2 separate regions of the Mus musculus genome follow, and region 2 is linked to region 1. Evidence: chromatin contacts called from ENCODE Hi-C data. All regions are on one chromosome and are shown on one strand. The core of a region is the stretch at or near the end of the contact, and the rest is flanking DNA. Distances in the headings are between cores, read along the strand shown.

Region 1 (3,343 bases), core at 437-2,936:
CTGGCTTTTGAATGGTACTAGGGGCTCCCCCTCCAAAAGACTGCATGTGAAGACCATGAAGTTGCCAGGGCACTCTACAGACTTGTCGGTCCTTGTTAGACTGTGGCCCTCCAAGCTCTTCCCATCTTCCTCGAACTGCACCCCTCCTCAAGGAGCACAGGCCCTTCCCCCAATGGGAGTACTCTTCCCTTCCAGGTCCCGTTGGAGTCCCAGGCCACCCTCCGGAGGTTTAAACCTCCATTCCCTGAGGACCAGCCCTCGCCACCCTACCATCTCATCTCTCATTGTTCTGCAGAATCCTGTTCCCCCAACACTAACTCCCACAGCAGCAGAGTCCCTTCCCCGCTTGGGCGGTCACCACTGTACTTCCGACTCTGGAAAGCCTCCCTTCGCTACTTTCTCCCTGCAGCTACCTGCTCAAGATAGGCTACTCCGTTTATGAAACCTGCCTCTCTCTCCTGGGCTGAGTCTCTCAGCTGTTTGGCAGGGACTTTGGGACACCTGCTCTGGTTATGTTTGCAGACACTGCCTGACCTCTCAAACAGAAAGTAACATTCCACCTTCAGAAAGAAGGTAGTGGGATCGTCTCCAAGCTGGGTCTGATGGGAGATGGGTGCCCGAGGTATTACTAAGACACAACTCAAACCTCATTTGTGAAAGAAATTTCTTGTTTACACAAAGGGGTGGGAGGGGCCCACCATCCTGGCCATGCTCTGAGAAAGAATCCGGTCCTTTGGCAACATGAAGGCAAGGACCCCACTGAACCAGGCTCTGGGACCCTGGAAGGAGCGCTTATTCCACCCGTCCCGGGACAAGCTTAAGAAAAAGCGCTTGCACAAGAAGTACGCTACACGCGTGGGCATTTAGGGATTTGAGGTCAGTTTCAGGGGCTCCTTCTTGTGGTCCCTGCCCGCGGCTTTGCTTAGTTTCAACGACCTCCCAATACGGTCCCCTAGTAGCCCCAAACACGAGAAAGAGAAATCGCATTCTGGTGGTCATGCGGGAATCTGGGACCTCCCCACAACCCAAAGTTTCCCCCCCATCTCCAGCGAACCCACCAAGTGCCCCCTTTACAATCTCACAACCTCCGGCTCACTCTACACCAGTGAAGACTAGGAATAAATCCACGATCTGGCCCCGCACCTGCGGGGTTCTCCAATTTGGAGGGGGCGTGGATGGTGCCAAGGTCAGGACTCTGCGTGCGGCCACGCGGGAGAGGCTGCAAGCGGTCCGACCACGCGGTGCAGCCGGCTTCCCAGGAGCCCCACCAGGCTTGGGGCGGAGGGGAATGACCAGGGGTCCCGGCAGAGCCGCGGCTGTCCACTCACCATTATGGGAGTGAGATGCAGGCGACAGTAGCAGCAGCAGCAGCGCGGAGAGCGCCGTAGTGGGAGGCATGGTTGTGCTCGCCCGGGGACTCCGAGCAGGTGGCTGCGGCGCTGGCGCAGGGTCGCGCGTCCGGACAGCGGGAGCGTCGGCGCCGCTCCGGGAGGCCTGGCGACGGCCGCGAACTCCGGAGTCGCGATCCGGCCGCTCCTCCTGCCTACCGCAGAGCTGGGCTGGGACACGGAGCCAGCAGCGACGAGCGAAGGTGTCTGCGGCCCGGGCGGTGTCTGCGCCGCTGCGGCCCCGCGCACGTTGCTGCGAAGACTCCCGCCCCGTCCCGTCCGCGCTGGCCTCCGCCCCCTCCCCCAGGAGCTCGCCCACAGCGGCGGCGGGGTCGGGCGGGGCGGCGGCTGGGCGGGCGCTGGGCTGCGAACAATAAGCAGAGGAGGAAACTCCGCCCTGGAGCGCGGCGGGCGGGGGAGCAGGGGCTGGCGGTCCCGGGCAGTGCGTGTGTGAGTGAGTGTGTGTGTGTGTGTGTGTGTGTGTGTGTGTGTGTGTGTGTGTGTGTGCCTGTGAATCTGTGCTCACGCTGTGTATACTTGCCTGCGCGCGCGCCAGGGACCCTGTCAGACAATCAATCCATGCCGCGGATGTCCTACACATTGCTTTTGCAGGGGATCAGCCCGGATCCTCCATAATGCTACCGCCCTTACAACGCAGGCACAGGCCCCCCCAGTCTGGAAGTTCCGATAAGAACCGACCCTTCCAGGCCCCCAGACCTCAGCGCCTTCCTGCGGCAGAACAAGGGAAGCAGGTCCCCTGCCCAGCAGGTGCCTGGATCTCGTGCAGTCCCCAAGTCTGTCCTCCGGGATGAGCCCCGTACCATCTGGACGGGTTTTTGTTTTTGTTTTTGTTTTTGTTTTTGTTTTTAACCTCTCCCACCGATGTACAAATGGATGCGACTCTTTTAAGGCAAAAATTTCAGCGCTTAATTCGTGCGCGTCTGTGTTCTAAGTGCTTTGCACGTATTAATTCGCTTGCTCTTCACGGCAGTCACATTTTTAAGCCTCGTTTTGCAGACAGAAAAATAGAGTTAAAAAAATAGTTTAAAAAGTTGTTTAAGATCCCTTAGGTGGTAAATAGCAGCCTTACTTCTGAGATTAATCTGGAAAAATACTTTGCACAGAGCCCGTAATACTGTAATTGAGCCATAAGAAATAATATTGCTGAATAAAAAGCAGCAATGGAGATTTAAGGGCCTCGGCGTCAAATCCAACCTGGGCTCAAAACCTAGTTGGGCTAACTCACTCTGAGTGCTTTGATTCTTTACATACGAAGAACAAGGCTAACAACACTTCCAACAGCTGCTGAGACACTTGCTTGGGAGACGCACTTAGCGTAGGGCCAGAACCTTGAACAGCCTTAATGAAAGAAGCAGCTTTCGCTCGTGAGAAACCCATAGACCTGAGGTGGGAGATCGGAATTGGAGAATCTCATAAATGGAGAATCTCATAAACCCGAGTTTACTCTGTGAAAGGACAAAGAAGCTCGCATCCTATTCGTTTGGGGAGGCGGGGAGGCTTTGCGGGCTGCAGACTCAGTGGAGTCCCCTGCAGAGGTGGCACTCTCATCTCGGGATACAAAGCTGAAGGGGGAGGGGAGGCTGACACGGAAAGGATATGGTGAAAATTTGTCACACATGACTCCTGGGTTGCTAATCCGGAGTCTTTCTGTCAGATGAGCCTAAGTGGAGAGATTGTTCCCGGATCCCAAGGACCGTGGACCTTATGAATCTCTCAAGTGGGCTATGCGCAGGCTCATCGTGAAACCGCTTAGGAAGAGTAGGGTTGGGGCGTCCTTGCAGCGGGCCTCAAGTTTGAGAAGAGCTTCCAGGCTGTCTTTACTAGGAAGTTTCTGCATGATCGTTCTGGCATGGTATTCCACGCCGCGTATGGGAAAGACAGAGGGTGTTCCCTGTGAATACGCCGGTGTGTGTGTTTATGTGTGTCTGATGGTC
Region 2 (3,662 bases), core at 670-3,169, 33 kb after region 1:
TGGCCAGCCCTCAGGGCCACATTCTCTTGACCCCTAACCCATGGCAGCTTCTCCTTCCTCCTCCTAAACCTTTTTCTCCCTCGTGGTTCCTTTCCCTAAACCCAACCTATGTCTCCTCTGCCCAGCTATTAGCTGTTGGCATCTTTATTTACCAGTCAGTGATAACTTGGGGCCAAGGTGTATATGCAGACTCTTTCATATTGGGGACCCACATTCTGCATTACAATAGACAGCAAAAGACCAAACCTCAACAGATACCCTCTTCCAGTTCCCTTGGGTACACAAGTGGTGGACATGCACTCATATCACTATACATACACGTGGGTAAAACACTCAGACATACAAAATAAAAAATAACATTTGAAAGGAGGTTGGAGAGATAGCTCAAAGCTTAAGAGCACTTACTGCTCTTGCAGAGGACCCAGGTTCAATTCTTAGAAACTATATGGTAGCTCCATTAATCCCAGTACTGGGGAAGTGGGTGGATTTCTGTAAGTTTGAGGTCTACAAAGTGAGTTCCAGGACAGCCAGGGCTACAAAGAGAAACCCTGTCTCAGAAAACAAAAAATAAAAACCAAAAAAACAACAACCCTAACCAACCAACCAAACAAACAAAGAACAAAAATCCCACTCCCCCCACCAAACACATAAAGAAAAAGAAACAAACTTCATGCCAAAGAGAAGGGTCAAGGTTAAAGGCACTGGCTGCCAAGCCCACAACCTGAGCTCAGCTCTGTCCCGGGATCCTGTGGTGGAAGGGGAGAGAGAACAGGCACTGACTCCTAGCGTTTTGTTTTTCTTTTTTTCTTTCTTTCTTCTTCTTTTTTTTTTTTTGGCAGGCAGGTTTCTGAGTTTGAGGCTGTTTCCCTAACAAGTACTAGGGCTGAACCTGAGAGGGTTCTATAGGAGAGAAAGAAAAGAAAGAAAGAAAGAAAGAAAGAAAGAAAGAAAGAAAGAAAGGAAAGGAAAGGAAGAAAGAAAGGAAAGAAAGAAAGGAAAGAAAGAAAGAAAGAAAGAAAGGAAGGAAGAAAGAAAGAAAGGAAGAAAGGAAAGAAAGAAAGGAAAGAAAGAAAGAAAGGAAAGAAAGAAAGGAAAGAAAGAAAGAAAGAAACAAGGAAGGAAAGAAAGAAAGAAAGAAAGAAAGAAAGAAAGAAAGAAAGAAAGAAAAGAAAATTATTTTTATGTGTTGTAGTTTTGTTGTAGATAAGGTCTCACTGTGTAGCTCTGGGGGACCTAGATCTCACTACACGTCTTAGTTAGGGGTTTACGGCTGAGAACAGACACCATGACCAAGGAAAGACGTAGAAAACCCAACACTACCACCACGTTTTGTTTTTCAAGGTCCCATTCTGTAGCCCATGCTGACTTGGATTTGTAACAAGCCGGGACCCTCAGTCTCCCAAGCACTTTGACTACAGGTGTGAACGACACCATCAGTTATCCAAGCCTCTGAATTACAAGCAAAAATGAACCACCCAGGGTGCTGGGGCATACAGCACGGCTCTGGTGCTCCCGAGAGCCACTGATCCTTTTGTGCCATGGGCCATGCTGTGGGCAGCAGGGGCCTGTGTGTCTGGGTCTCCGTCACAGGCCCATCAGTCTCTTTGGAGAAGACTGCAGGCACCTTCTTTTGTCCTCTTCGGCTTGTGACCTTTAGACTTTCTAAGTCACCTCTGCTTAGGCCGGACCACCTGTAACGTCTGTCCGTCTCCTTTCTGAGCCTGTGTTAGTATTCCAGGGAGCCAGCCTCGCAGGCGTGCACACACCAGGAGAGCTAGAGGAAGCTTAGCAGAAGAAGGGCCACAAACCCAGCAGAACACAAAACACGAATACTCAGCCAAAGACCCTCGTCCCTGGACCCCAGCCAGGGCTGTCCCTTGATTATTTTTTGTTCTCCTTCCTCTTTAACTGGATCTTGCATGAAAACAGCCTGGGCGTTGCTAAGGTAACGCCTTGGAGCCTCCCTGAACACATCATTGTTTAATTCCAGCAGCAGCGGCAACCCAGAGGAATGCGCTATTTGTTTAAGAGATGAAAGCCTCGAATTTCCACAGATTCTTCTCCGGCTTCACTCCCCTTCCACTGCCAGGCTGGGCTGGAGAGGCGCACATTGGGTGGAGGGGACCCAGTAGACTAAGGGGTGATCTTTACGACTTGAGGGGAGAGAGAGAGAGAGAGCGAGCTGTCCTTGTTAGGGGAAGAGCCATCCTCCTGGGAGGGTCTGAAGGACTTGACAGCCTTATAAGTCAGTACCCAATAAATCGACCCTGCCCCTCAATGTCCCAATTTCACAGGCCCAGAGACCTTGATGAGTGGCAAACCTATCCTGTATGCAGTACACATGAGAACAGGGCCTGCAAGCGTTGAGGATAAAGCTCTATCAATAGGTTACTGGCCAAGAAGGCAGGAGGCCCTAAGTTCAACTTCTTTGCAGTATGGTAAGTGTACCAGAGGACTGTCCTTCATCTGTTTCAAAACAACAGCAAAATTCAGAAGAATTTCAGGGAGAGAAGGAGAGAGAGATGGGGTGTGGGGGGAGGGAGAGGGAGAATAGAGAGAGGGAGAGAGAGAGAGCAAGAGCCCATTCAGATGGGAGTAAATTTTATGTATGATGGATCCATGGTACAACCTTTCCTTCGTCATTCCACGGACACTGAAGAAATGTACACTGCTCTCCAAGACTCTGGCTGAGGACTTGTAAGGGTTTTTGTGTTTTGTTTTTCCAGAGTGAGGGTCTCATGTATCCTAAACTGGCCTTGAACTTCTTGTGTAGCTGAGAATGACTGTGAACTCCTGAGTGTTGACAGTACAGGCATAGTCTAACATGCTTGCTTATGCTCTGCTGGAGATGGCTTCCAGGGCTTCATGTCACACTGGGTAAGCATCCTACCCAATGAGCTACAGCCCCCAACCTCTCAGAGTCTCACTATATAACACAGGGGAGAGTTTGGAACTCTATGTAGCCCACGTTGGACCTTGAAATTGCAACAATCCTCCTGCCTCAATCTACTAGGCACGATATATTGTATTTGTGTTTTCATTGGGAGGTTGGCTGCACTGACTTGAGTCTCTACACAAAGGCAGGTTTAGAATAGAGGGTGGCCCTGGGGCCCACCCAAATCTTTAATTAAAAAGATACTTTAAAAAAATTAGAATAACAGTGCACGTAACAAATTATAAAAAAATTAGAATAACAGTGCAGTGGGGAATTAAAAGCTCCAAGAAAAATTAGAATAACAGTGCACGTAAGGAGAAACCATGGAGATAAATCGGGCAGATAGACAGACAGACAGACATCCAGATAGACTCAGTGGGGAATTAAAAGCTCCAAGAAAAAGAGACAAGCAGAGCAGTACAAGACCAGATACACATGGAGATTAAACAGCAAACCTTTAGAAGAACAAAAATGATATCCAAAAACCGAGAGTGAAACTGCTTTGGGAGCCCAGGGTTGGACAGTGATTCTCAGAGACAGATGTCATGGCGCTGAAGTGTGTAGAAAGAGATTAGCAGCCTTGGAGGCCCTTGAAGATAAATGTCTTCCTTTGAACCCCACTTCCTGTTAGAAGAGGAAGCCTCACAGTTGCCCTCCATATTTAAAACACAGGAGAGGATCTGGGAGGAGTCGAGGGAGGAGAAAAAAATATGACTGAAATATGTCG

Evidence for each region. A loop is a pair of places that touch in the nucleus more often than their neighbours do.
Region 2: a loop to region 1 is called in a map of heart, with 2.4 times the contacts of the local background. The contact joins the enhancer-like site here to the promoter of Podxl in region 1. A Hi-C loop is called at or near these places in 2 of 37 maps with a recorded cell type or tissue (both heart).

What each region holds. Positions count from the first base shown.
Region 1 is chr6:31,562,251-31,565,593 of GRCm38, forward strand. Podxl (podocalyxin-like) reads right to left here and starts at 1,687. Exons shown (of 8, transcript NM_013723.3): 1 at 1,329-1,687. The coding sequence starts at 1,398.
Region 2 is chr6:31,594,997-31,598,658 of GRCm38, forward strand. No RefSeq gene overlaps it. Among named protein-coding and RNA genes, the nearest start is that of Gm31486, 8.3 kb to the right of the region's middle. Within about 2 kb of position 1,920, at least 1 of the 3 ENCODE cell types and tissues checked has a DNase peak (open chromatin) inside an H3K27ac peak, as active enhancers do; it is heart, where a contact is called at or near this core.